2 separate regions of the Mus musculus genome follow, and region 2 is linked to region 1. A link is a loop called in an ENCODE intact Hi-C map of the cell type or tissue named here. Cell type or tissue: left cerebral cortex. All regions are shown on one strand. Links, peaks and the distances in the headings refer to the core of each region. The heading gives the core; the rest is flanking DNA.

Region 1 (6,521 bases), core at 2,815-5,314:
CTCTACGTAGGGACTCAGGCTATCGCACACATCCACAACAAGGGCAGCACGCCCTCAATGAGCACCATCACCCACTCAGCACACATGGACATCTTCCAGAACCTGGCTGTGGACCTAGACACTGAGGGTGAGTGCAGCAGCTGGCCATTGGCATCATCAGAGACTCTGTACTTTGCCACAGATATAATCGAAAGAATCTAGAAATTTCCTTTAAGCTACAATAAGGAATGCTTAAGAAAATGGCCCCAAATCTTATCCTGTGAGTAAAGATGGTATGCCAGAGTGCAATAAGTGGGAAATAAGTATGTTCTTTTTGATAGCCTACATCTGAAGGTCGGACTACATTGCTTCATACATAAGTTTGTCTTTACCAACAATTACTAGGGTCTGCTTGACAGGGAACAGAACACATTAGTGAGTGTAAGAAGATAATGGGCCAGAGCTTGCTGTTCCTCTGTAGGAAATGTACAGGGCACGTCGCTGTGGTGTCTCCTGCGCTGTTTGTTTCAGTGGTCAAGATTCAGAATCCCCAGCTTAGTGCTAAAGAAGCTCTGCTCGTTGTTTTGTTTGCTTGTTTTTCTCTTAGAAATTCATGACCTCATTTTTATTGTTACTCCATGCATATATGTGCATGTATATACACACATTTTGGGGGTGGGGGGCTAACCTTTTCTGTTTTATCAGCCACATGTGTAGTTTTGTCTGCAGGAGGTGGGGGTGGTTTTGAAGATTGAGCAGCTCATGCTTCAGTCCAGATCCACTACTTATGTTCACAGTTTTTATGCTCCTGCCAGAAGTCTTAGCGTTTGCTTTGAACTTGGTCTTCAGGGCATCCCTCGCTGCTTTGGCACTGATCTAGGACTACCAGATGTAGCTGAATCCAGTCTGTTGCTAGTATGCCACCATGATGTTAGGAGTGGGGCATGTCAGGAGGAACTGCTAGATCACTTGAGACTACTAATATATTTTACAGTATAAGCTGCTCAGGCTGTATAATTGTTACCTGTGCATATGTTTCAGGGCTGGCCATTTGGTATTGGATAGCCAGTTGCTGTTCTCATCTTTGAGAAGACAAGACTGTTTTTTTCTACTCTGAGCATTTCTTGGTTGCCTGTAGTTTTTTGTGTAGAATTGAGGCCTCATGTTACGTCCTTTAGACAAGTGTTTAAGAGTCTTTGTGATCAATGGTACAAACAAGATAATCAAATACAGATAAGAGATCTATTGCCACCTGAGCATGGTGGGAGATTCTGGATTTGAAACTTTCTCTCCAATTATTCTACCAAAGTACTTTTCAGAGTATAAGGATCATTAGGGGCAAGAGTCTTATAAGGGCTTTGAGGTTAGGACTGTTTTTGTCAGAGGAAGACATTGCCTTCATTATGTTTATTTCATGTGTACAATTTTTCAAGTACTACATGAAATAAAATGTTTTAAGTAGTTGGATGTTGAGACAATGCAGATTAGCTTTCCATTGTTGTGTAGGATCAAGATTTTCAGTAAAAATTTTTTTAAAGAATGTAAGGTATTTTGCTGATTCATAATATGGATTGCAAATAACGCCTACAGAAGCAAAAAAAAAGTTCATATCCAGAAAACCAATAGTAAATCGCAAAATTAGAATAATACTCAGTTTGCCCAAGGCCCACCATGCTAGATTATGTCTGACTGATGGTATCAGTCCCCCTAAGAAACCAAAGCCTAAGGAAACTCATTTGTCTCTCATACTGGCCTTTCAGAGCAAATCCTAAATCTAGTTTCCCTAATTTCTAGGCCGATATCTCTTCTTAAATGCAATTGCGAACCAGCTACGGTACCCAAACAGCCACACTCACTACTTCAGCTGCACAATGTTGTACCTTTTTGCTGAGGCGAACACTGAGGCAATCCAGGAACAGATCACAAGGTGAGAGATGTACTGTCATGATGCCTTAAAGGGGCTCTTTTCTCCTGTATTCTGACTGTCCTGAAATTCACTCCGTAGACCAGGCTGGTTCAAACTTGGGGATCCAACTGTTTCTGCCTCCTGAGTGCTGGGATGGATGGTGTGCACCACCACTGACTGCTTCCGCTGTATTCTGAATGAGTTCTGTGCATTCCCAGTTTCGCTGTGTTATTATGCTGAGCCATGTCTAAGGAATTACAAAACAAGTTGATAATGGACAGTGGTTTGCTTTGAAATGCTGGGTACTAGTTTACAATAAAAGCAACATTAGTTTCTTGGTGGTAGCTGTGGCAGTAATGTTTTTTATCCAGAATCTTGTTGACATTTTTGTGTACTTCATGTTTTTAAGGTTTTAAAGGGAAACAGTAGGGTCATACTGTTTGTTTAAACTGTATAGGATTGGATATTAGTGCACAATATAGTGGGGTGTACATACAGACTTGTACTTTACCTCTTCGCCCAACTAAATACTTGTGCCAGTTTCAGCAGCAAAGGCCTTAATCTTTGCCACCAGGAAACAAAAAAGTTTAAGAACAAAGATTTGGTACTAGCCAGCACTTGTCATGTAGGAAAAATTTCACCTATTTTCATATGCTAAATTCTGAGTGCATTCAGGGAAAGGGGCAATGAAGGCATAGTTGTGAATTTGTTTTTAATGTATTAACTAACTCTTCTATACCCCTTTTTAGGGTTCTCTTGGAACGGTTGATTGTAAATAGGCCACATCCTTGGGGTCTTCTTATCACCTTCATTGAGCTGATTAAAAACCCAGCATTTAAGTTCTGGAACCATGAATTTGTACACTGTGCCCCAGAGATTGAAAAGTGAGTTAAAATGTTAATTACCAAGCAGGGAGACAGAAAAGAATGTGTCTAATTTGGGTCTGTGAGTTAAAAGGGCAGTTATAGCTAATTCAGATTAAGAGATCTTTAGGCTTAAAGTTTGTTGTGAAGTTAATTGGTGCTTGTCTCCACTTCTTAGGTTATTTCAGTCTGTTGCACAGTGCTGCATGGGACAGAAGCAGGCTCAGCAAGTGATGGAGGGGACCGGTGCCAGTTAGATGAACTGTGTATATCCCTTGCAGATGCATCAGCCTTGGTCCGCTGAACCAAGTTCATAAACTGAAGATTCCTCCTGACTTTCCTAGCCCTTTGGTTCTCAGGGGTCTGCCCCACCAACTGCTGGGGTTGATCTCCTGTCTATGTGGGCAAGTTCCAAAGTTTAAATGCATTTTTTTTTTGACTCTTGGCCAAAATTTAGAAGATGCTGTGAATATCATTTTGAACTTGTGTAAATATATGAAAGAGAAAACTTTTGTCTGAAACTTCTTGGGTTTGTGTAAAGTGTGTACGTATGTAAACTACCTTGTAACAGGCAGTTGATGGCATGCTCTTGTCTCAAGCATAGCAGCATGTCTTCCGACATCCATGACATTCCAAAGATTAGCAAATACTGAATTCATGCAATTTTTTTTTAAAACGTAGCTAAGGAAGCTTACAAAGCCACATAAGTTATAAGTGTAGACTAGATAGACCAGGGGGTTCTGCTTGCCTCTGGAAAGGTAGTTGACCTGCTTTGGTGGTCCTAAGGGAGAACATACCCAAAGAGGAACATCTCTGGCCTGCGATTCTGCTTCACCTTGTTTAGGCTGTACAGCCTAGTTAAACAACAAAAGTCAAAAAGACTACTACAGCTGCTGCTTTTTATAAGGATCAGGATCGTAAATGTTCCGTGAACAGCTAGGCCCGTGTTATATTTTGTAGCCTTTGTAGTTTCTGGGCCTTAATCAGCTTTCATGTATGTGTGAAGACGGTAAACATTAAAGTCATGACATGCATATGAGTCCACTGTGCCTTTCTCAGTAGCAGCAGCAGCCAGTGCTGGTTGTAAACGTGGACAACCCAGCCAACTGGGAAATGTCACTTTAAAAAAAAAGATGTATTGATTTTATATATGTGAGTACACTGATGCTGTCTTCAGACGCACCAGAAGAGGGCATCAGCTCCCACTACAGATGGTTGTGAGCCACCATGTGGTTTCTGGGAATTGAACTCAGGACCTCTGGAAGAGCAGTCAGTGCTCTTTACCACTGAGCCATCTCTCCAGCCCAATAGTCACTTCTTAATGACCAGATTTTCCTGTTACTACTTGATTCTTTGGGAGTCCTGCTATTGCATAGTCCAGGCTAGCATCCCTTGCCTCACTGGGACATTACAACCATCCCCAGTAAGGACATTTTGTGTACCATTTCTGTGTCGACTGGAGGAAGCTGTTAGAGCAAGAAAATCTGTGTGGTTAAACTATATTTAAAAACTTGTGTGGGGGTTTTGTCTTGGTATGAGTATTTGGAAGAATTCCACTTCTAATTAATTTGTCCTTGAGAGGTGAGTTGTGATAAGACTGATGGTCCAGTAAGATGTCATACTTCACGGGAATGTGCTAAAGAAAGTTTGAACTTCTCAAAGTTGAACTCAGCCCATGTTTATTAAGTTCTAAAAAAATCTGATGGCATTAGTAAAAATAGCATGCTCCTAAATCTGCTGACATCAATCCAAACGTGCCGACATGTAAGTTTACTTTTTAGCTATTTTTCCTTTGATTCTAACTGCCAAATAGCAAAAGTCCCAAATTTCCCTCCTCTCCAAGCAACAGAACATGACCTTAAAAGGTTCTCAGGAAGCCTGCTTAATTTGTGAGTTCCAACACCCGATGTAAGATCATCTTCTGACCATAGCGGACCTGTAAGGCTTGTTGTTCGCGCCAGCTCAGCGTGGCATAGGCCTCCTTATTACTGAGTAAGTCCTGGTCTGTTTTTAAGTCTGTGGTGTAGGTCTGTAGGGTCAACAGAACACTGTTTCGAAGAAGCCGTTTCCATGATTCTTGGAGCTTGGGGATATCTGTGATTGCCAAACTGTCGTCTTCTGTCTCCTCCTCTCCCCATCCAGCCCGCTCTTTATAGTCTCTGAACTCCTCAGCAGGCATGCACAGTACCTACAAGAAATATGGGCCCTTTAGTTGCAATGTGCTACTGTGAGTTTCAAGACAACCATACCACTGTAGAAAGTTAGGTCCCTCCCCTTTCTTTGGTTTTATTCTAAATACCAGCAACCCATACCCTGTCAGTCCTGTACCTTCAGTGTGGTGGCTAGCTCCTCTTCAGTCAGCACCTCCTCACAACCTATCACAAAGGCTCCCTCTTCCCCTACCATCTCCTGTTTGCACAGGAAATCCCAGCGTTCACACACGAGCAGCTTTTCAGTTTCATCCTTTGTTCCTATAAAGTAATGGACGGAGAGAGCCGACATCAACCCCAGCAAGACAAGTGCAGTCAAGAGGTATACAGAACCTGGGATGGGCAGACGCACCCTGCAGTGCAGCATCTCGGACTGTCACCATCTGAATGTCAGCCGTGTCGTCTGTGTTGTTAGGATAGGGCTCAGCAAAACCATACATATGAATCAGTTGCCAGTTAGCCATTTGCCCATATGTGTTGAAGATTTCATGACCTTCAAGAATGGGCTGAGTAGCCACCATCCGGAGATAATCCTGGGTTAAAAGGATAAAGCTGGGACCACACCATAGCCCCCACCAGACCACTTCTCTCTTGGAAGAGCCTACTGAATGTGCGCTGAGGACACAGACCATTTGTCTACTGTTCAGTCCTGTATACTGAGGGGGTGAAACCAACTTTAGAGGTCAATTTAGTATATTAGGTGTATCTGCCTAGTTACCTACACAAGCTTTAAGAAAACCAAGCCTAGGCCTGGTGATAAACACTCAGTGCTCAGGAGACAAAACTCTTGAGTCTTGGGCTAGCTATATATATATATATATATATATATATACACATACACATACATACATACATACATACATACATACATACACACACATACATACACACCTGTCTCAAAAACAGAACAAGTTAATCCTCATGTCAAAATAGCAACGGAGGTAAAGAATAAGTGAAAGTCACATCTGCTTACACTGGAGAGCAAAGTTTGACATGTATAGACGAAAACTGGAAGCTATGGGCCTGGAACCTTGGATCCTGCCTCAGCCTCCTAAGATTACAGGTGTTAAGACGCTGCCAATATTTACATTACATAGACGTCTGTCTGCTCAAGTTTTCCTACAGAATCAACACTAAAGTGGGGCCTTTCTTACTATGCCTCTGGCCCATAAACATCCCACCTCCTAATAGCACTGAACTGCTGTTAATGCTCTCCACAGGGCCTGAGGTGACTTGGCAGAGCAGGCAGCTATTCTGGTGGACTTAGGGTGTGTCCACACCATCTCAGTTGATATCAAAAGTACACCGGAGAGTAGCTAGTCTCACCGCATTTTCACGATTAGTAGGAAACTGGAGCCCAGTGATTTGATTTGTAATGCACACCACCTGACCAGGGATAGGGGTCCACTCACTGCCGAGTACTCTAGATTGGCATTATGATTGGCTATGTGGTTTAGTATGTCTGCAGCAGGCACCATCAAGGGTGAGTTGGGCTCCTTTTCATCATCATCTTCCTCCAGCGGTTCTTGAAAGCTGCCGCAGAGAGAACTCAGCTAAGGCCCA
Region 2 (6,521 bases), core at 1,798-4,297, 270 kb after region 1:
ATGGTTGTAAGCCATGTTTTTCTTGCTGGGAATTGAGCTTAGGACCTCTGGAAGAACAGTCAGTGCTCTTAACCATTGTGAGTTATTAACCACTCTCCAGCCCTGTGAGGTTTTTTTATTTTGTTTTGTTTTTGTTTTTGGGTTTTGGTTTTTCAAGACAGGGTTTCTCTGTATAGCCCTGGCTGACCTGGAACTCACTTTGTAGACCAGGCTGGCCTTAAACTCAGAAATCTGCCCGCCTCTGCCTCCCAAGTGCTGAGATTAAAGACGTGTGCCACCATGCCCGGCCAGCCCTGTGAGTTATTAAAAGACAAAATTGTCACTCTTTATTTTCAAGGTCAGTCAGAACACTAGATGTCTGGCATCAAATTTTATTTATTCTAGATCACTGAGGCCACTTTATAGATGATTTTTCTTAGTTCCCAAAGGTGTTTGCTTATTCACTAGTAGTAGTACCTCTGAGGCCAGGCTATCTACCCACTCTCATAACCCTGATCTTATAGACTGAAGGTATCTAAGATTTGTTTTCAAGCATAAAATGTGTATAAAAACTTAGTCAGCAATATTTTTTCTCATTTAAAAAAGTAGTTAGCGCACCCTTATGTGTTTCTAAAGGAAGCAATGTGTGAATAAGAGGGCTCTGAGGCGAGGGAGCAGGCAGTGTGACAGCTGGACTCTGCCCTCTGACATCTCGCACTGCTTACGGTTTGAGTGTAGATCTCCCCATTGAAACTTCACATACACTGACCACGTGCTTGAAGAGGTAGCTCAGTCTAGTCCTGGGTGAGGCTGGAAGGGATGATGCTGGGTAGCGACTTGACTCTCAGTTCACTCTGAATCAAGATGAACTCTGGCCTGTAAGGTTTGGGTGTATTGTCTGACCACTGTGTGCTCTTTTCCTTTTTACCTCTGGAGTTTAATATTAACTAATATGAAGAATATATTGCTATGGTTTCAAACTTAGAGCAGAAGTTTAAGGTGACAAAAAGTGTAAAGGACTGTTCTTTTAGCTTTCTGTGCCTTAGACAGGTGACATTCAGTTGTCTGCACAGAGTGGTGGCACACGCCTTTAAATCAGCCACTCAGAAGGTAGTCAGATCTACTTAAGGCCAGCCAGGAACACATAGTAAAACTCTGGGGGTTTTTGAGGTTTTGTTGTTGTTGTTGTTTTTTTAAAGTCAGGTGTGCTGATGAAAATACCTTTAATCCCAGGACTCAGAAGGCAGAGGCAGGTAAATCTCTGAGTTCAAGGCCAGTCTGGACTACAAAGTGAATTCTAGGATAGCTAGCCAGGGCTACACACAGAAACCCTGACTCAAAAAAAAAAAAAAAAAAAAATTGCCGGACAGCGGTGGCACATACCTTTAATCCTAGCACTTGGGAGGCAGAAGCAGGTGGATTTCTGAGTTCAAGGCCAGCCTGGTCTGCGGAGTGAGTTCCAGGACAGCCAGAGCTACACAGAGAAACCCTGACTCAAAACATACAAAACCAAATAAATAGAAAGCAATATTAGTGTAAACAAATGGATGTGCATATGCATAAGGATTGCATATTTTAAGCTATCTAAGGTGTTGGTGTTCTGTCTGGACTCCACCCCCACAGTTACCTGGCAACAGCAAGGCCCACTATAAAAGGGGCTGTGTGCCCCCCATAAGGTATACAGTGAGATTCTGTCTCAGAAATGATAACTAAAACAATCTGATGAATGTTTCACATAATTCATTATTTGGTTATTATCCAAATAAACTATGTATCTCACTGCTCCTTAAAGTCAGTAGACTGGCTCTTTTATTCATCTTTTCATAACATGCTTATCATATATGCTTTAAAGAATTTAGGGGCTGAGTATGATGTTGGTACTCAAAGAAAAAACTGGAATAAATGTGAACAGTTGTAAATTAGGGTTTCTGTGCTTTTCAGCAGTTGGATCTATATTCTAAGGAAGTAGAAGAATCACCTAGAAAAAGTTTCCCAGTGAGCATGAAGCCACCCTGGCTGAGCAGGAGGATCAGGGTGAAGAAGAGGGAAGAGTTCAGGGCTAGTTTGAGCTCCTTGTAAAACTTCATACCCAAATCCAGTGTTCAGTAGGAATTGAGACAGTGATTTAGTCGTAAATTGATTGCCTAGCATGTGTGAAACTACACCCTGCTTTGAGGGAGAAAAAAATAAGGAATTATTTCCTGATCCTGCCTTGATGCCTGGTTTTTGTGTGACCTGAGTCCCACATAAACGTGCATGTAGAAGAAGAAAGGCAGATTGGCCTCAGTGCTGGTGCTGATGTGGGGAACCTGTGCTTTCTTGCAGACCCGGTGGTGAAGGAGCAGTCCCAGCCTTGTGCTGAGAACACCGTGCTTTCCAGTGGTCTCACCGCAGCACGATGAAGCCTGGGGAATCGACGGTAATGCGGCACTGATGCTTGCCAATAAAACCAACCAACCAAACAAAAACTTGAAGGAAACTACAGTGTGATAAAAAGAAATTCTAATCATTCCTTCTAAAGGCAAAGAAGAGTAAAGACCTAAAGTCTGTCAAAAGCAAGAAACTCCCCAGTACTAGTCTGCAGGGAGCTGGCTGTGCAGTGTGGCAGAGCGCATAGTTCAGGATCTGAGGGACTCTCCCTTTGGAATGCATGGGAGATGAGAAGCTCGGAGTTGTTGTACACGTACCTGCGTTTAACAGGATACCACTGTTGAATTAATCCGTTCGGTCAACAAGCTCTGAATATCTGACTTCCTATCTATTCCATTGTGGTCTGATTTTCTGTGAGAATTCAGGCTCAAGTTTTAGCAAAAGTCAGCAGTCTATTCTGACACACCAGCCTCATTTACAAAAAAAAAAAAGGATTAAAACAGTGACAGTATTTTTTTTAAGCTCTTTTACAAATTCATGTGTTATGTATTTTTTTATGACATGAGCTCTCCAGGAAATGTACCTCGTTCCTGCAGTTTGCTTCTAAGTGTATTCATTGGGAAGCAAACCGCCGTTGCTCTCGCCACGTCCTCTTTGGTGTCAGAAGATGGCACTGTAACTCTCGAGATGCCAAGAACAGGTCCCAGGCTCGTTAGATGTTCCATGCTGTGTGCATGACTTGGGGCTCACCTTTATTGATTTGCCTAACTATTGAATCTTGTTGCCTTTTTTTTTTCCTCTCTCTCTCTCTCTTTAGCTTTTTTTCCCCCTGGCCTTGTAAGAACCTCACAGTTTCTCAGCACATCTTTGTGAGGGCGCTACTTCAATGCTCCACTTTAAAACAAAGACTATTTTTGTTCACTACCATAGCTATAGCTGGAAAGTTAGTCTTCAGGCAGGTCAAAGAGGGAGGAAAACAGTTCTATTAGGATTTATTTAGGAAAGACCTCACGGGTGTAAAAAGGCCGACCACCATCTTCCCTCCCCTAACCCTGTGACAAACAAGTCTGGCTGCAGTCAGGATGGTGGGCAGATGGAGCTCTGATAGGTCATACATGAATGTGAACGCAAAGACATCTCTTGCATGCGGCTGCTAGCTGTGGGTAAGGCTGTCCTGGAACTCCTGCAGCTGGCTGGAGAGGGAGAGCCATGGCTTCCGGGAGGAAGTGGGGCTCCTGGAGCAAGTGTCAAAGCTTTACAGATCCACTGTTACCTTCACGTTAGCAGAAGCTAAATTTTGTTTTTTGTTTTTGGTTTTTTGTTTTTTTTAAATAGGGCTGATTTGATTTGTGGGATTGGTCACTGACATGGTTTGCCAGCTAGTCCCCTCTCCTTGGCTGCAGCCACGCCTCAGCACTGGGGACCTAACATGCTTGAGATATCCACCACATCACACTTAGGGTTTCTTCAGAAACTATTTAATAATGCCACACATTTTTATAAGGTTAGATTGTTTGTTCGAAACATCTGTTTACATTCCAAATTCCAATAAATTTGTATTGGTATTGGTAGCAGGTCCATTTCTAAATGCAGATTCTATTTTGTTGTTTGGTCTGTAGGAACTTAAAAGGCAAATGTAACTCTTCTCTTGATAGTACAGAGTTGAGTTTATAGATGAAAATAAGATCTTGGGCCAGTGGCATGGCAGGTATAGATGTTTGCTGCCAAGACTGATGGCCTGAGTTCAGCCCCAGACCCATGTGGCAGGGGGAGAACCTACTCCGTGAGTTGTCTTCTTCCCACACCTGTGCTGTGGCATGTGAACACATACACAATAAATAAAGTTTTTAAAATCTTTAAGATCTTTATAAAGCAGGACATACATTCAGTTAAGGTTTTTATAGAGCTGCTGCCTCCTCGCGTTGAGCCCTGTGTTCCCATGTATATATTTGTTCTTCCTGAGAGGTGGAAACATAACATGGCCGAGACATGACCAGTGTTAACACATCAAGTATTGGGGATTACCATGGCTATTCTCATGTGCTGTCACAGGCAGCCTGGATCCTTGGTGGTCAGGGGATGACCCAAGCTCCTCTTCCCTCTCTCTCTCTAAGTTGTTCAAGAGCTTATTGGAGGGTCTCAGTTGAGCAGTAATCCCACCTCTTTGCCCTGGGTCCTCCAGAGACAGTCCAAACATCTGGGAAAAGAGTTGGCCATATTCCCCCACACACACACAACCACTCCCCCCAGCCCCCTGGAATGCTGGGGGGAGGCCCTTGAGTGACAGCTGGGGGCGGGGCGTGCAGCAGGGACTGCACTTTACCTCTCCCGCCTTGGGCTTGAGATGCTCCCCCTGGGTTTGTACTTGATCTTAGGCTGACCTTTCCCAAACTGCAGTGTTAGTGGACCTTTCCTGCCTGTCTCACATCTCCCTTGGTATATATGTAACATGTATGCCCGGCACAGCTTGCTCCAGCCTCCTGGAGATTTTCCCTGGGTTTTAAAGAGTGTGTATGAGTAGTGGTGAGGCTAGGAAATTTACCCATCCAGTATCCTTTTTATATTCTTTTTAAACTCATCTCATAATTCTCGTTTGTTTCATTACCTTATTAGAGGTCAAAAGTGCCTATGACAAGGACTTAATTATTTCCTAATGAAAAGCAAAAAAAAAAAAAAAGACCCCACAAAAACCTGTGGGGAACAGGGTAGTGTTGCACTGTCATCTCAGGTATGCCTGTGTTGAAGAGTGCACCTGGTGTAATAAGAAGCCGCTCCAGGCCCAAGTTCCTATCAGTTTCTCTCCTTGGTATCCACAGGGAGTGCGACCGCAAGGTTGCCTGGACTAAAAGCCATGCTGAGAATGAGAAGTGTGTTGGTGACAGTTTGTCCTTTTCAGGTGCCAGTCAGCTGACCTGCTCCCGTCCTTGTAGGTGGCTGGGTAGAAGCCAGGCCTGGTGGACCTTACCCTAATGTCCATGCTTCGGGCACATGGGTTCCCTGGTTGAAAGGGAGAAGGTACTCTCAGTCCAACTACTGAGAGAAAGGAGCTAGGAGTCCCTGAAGCTTAGAGAAGGTGGCTGGCTGTTGGGAGCAGGTGAAAAGATCCTGTAAGGACAGTGTTGTAAAGGTGGGCCTTAAGAGCTCATACTTCTAAGGATGAAACTAGGGGACACTAAGTTCCTGTTGCAAATGCCTGGAGAGGACACTGCCCCTGGCTGGGGTCCTGTGGCCCTTGAAAGGTAGTTGCCAAGCGCCTCAGGGAAACAATCTAGGTCTCCAGGAGCTAATGTGTCAGCAGAGCTACTTGGGGGACAGGAAGGATAGAAAGAGTTTATATGTGCATTGAGATAAATGTAGGAGCCAGTTAACTTTCTGTTAACACCAGTTAAGATTCCCAGACACCACAGGGAAGGGAGTTTCTAGGTAAGAGCTGGGGAGAGGTGGTTGCAGAATGCCAGCCCTTCTGAAAGCAAAAGCAAGCAGGTGTCTTGAGCACACAAGAACCTGAATTTGTCAGGGAGCTTAATAAATTAAAACTGAAGTGGGTTCTGTCTTTAAAAAATAAGCCCAAGGGAGGTGGCCAAGAGTGCTTGCTTTTGCTATGGCGGTCTTGGTTGTAGAACCTGGCAAGGATGGATTATACAGCAGACGCATACTTTGTGTCAACCAATGTGCTACAAATGTGACACTTGACCCTGAACTGCATGTATTGGGGATTTTTAAAAGAAAAAACAAACTTTGAATCAATAAATTAACAGTTTTTTCCACTTGGTGGCTCTTCTTGATGTAAATGGTGAATTGGGGACAGAATCTTGTTATCCAGTGGCAAGTTTGGATAATCTTCAAGAACCAAGGAGCCTTCTGTTTGCAGGGGAAAAAACACTGCCTGTGTTGTGGTCTTTTTCCAAAGGAACACTACAAACCCAGTTCCTCCGTGTAGCCCTGGATGACTGATGTGGTGCCGTGTCAAATCCCATTTTCCTAAATAAAGTTTCTGTTGACAATTCCTGGCCTTCCCAACTAGGAGACAAACCGTTGCTTCGGACCTTAACTTGCATTCAGGGGATGGGGATGGGCCATAAACTTGGAACTTCAAAGACCTGTGGTGGCTGAGGCTGTCACTCTGGTGTGGAGATTTCCTTAGGAGTGAGACCAGTGGCACCCCTTGACCC

What was found. Hi-C counts contacts between places; a loop is a spot of excess contacts. Peaks named below come from ENCODE experiments on the same cell type or tissue, not always from the same donor. Only the 100,000 strongest peaks of a DNase experiment are listed, where the experiment ranks them.
Region 2: a loop joins it to region 1, with 3 times the contacts of the local background. A loop is called at or near these places in 8 of 42 quality-filtered maps.

What each region holds. Positions count from the first base shown.
Region 1 is chr8:95,716,891-95,723,411 of GRCm38, reverse strand. It overlaps Setd6 (SET domain containing 6), which reads right to left. Exons shown (of 7, transcript NM_001035123.4): 4 at 6,371-6,491; 5 at 5,311-5,491; 6 at 5,077-5,219; 7 at 4,405-4,936. The coding sequence ends at 4,631. Cnot1 (CCR4-NOT transcription complex, subunit 1) reads left to right here. Exons shown (of 49, transcript NM_001372353.1): 46 at 1-127; 47 at 1,774-1,906; 48 at 2,635-2,769; 49 at 2,927-4,481. The coding sequence ends at 3,005. Among named protein-coding and RNA genes, the nearest start is that of Setd6, 4.2 kb to the right of the region's middle. In left cerebral cortex, for the core only: a CTCF peak has its summit at 3,937 (motif pointing right); DNase peaks (open chromatin) are centred at 3,916 and 4,736.
Region 2 is chr8:95,449,227-95,455,747 of GRCm38, reverse strand. Csnk2a2 (casein kinase 2, alpha prime polypeptide) reads left to right here. Exons shown (of 12, transcript NM_009974.3): 11 at 2,305-2,398. The coding sequence ends at 2,381. Among named protein-coding and RNA genes, the nearest start is that of Cfap20, 18 kb to the right of the region's middle. In left cerebral cortex, for the core only: a CTCF peak has its summit at 2,996 (motif pointing right); a DNase peak (open chromatin) is centred at 2,999.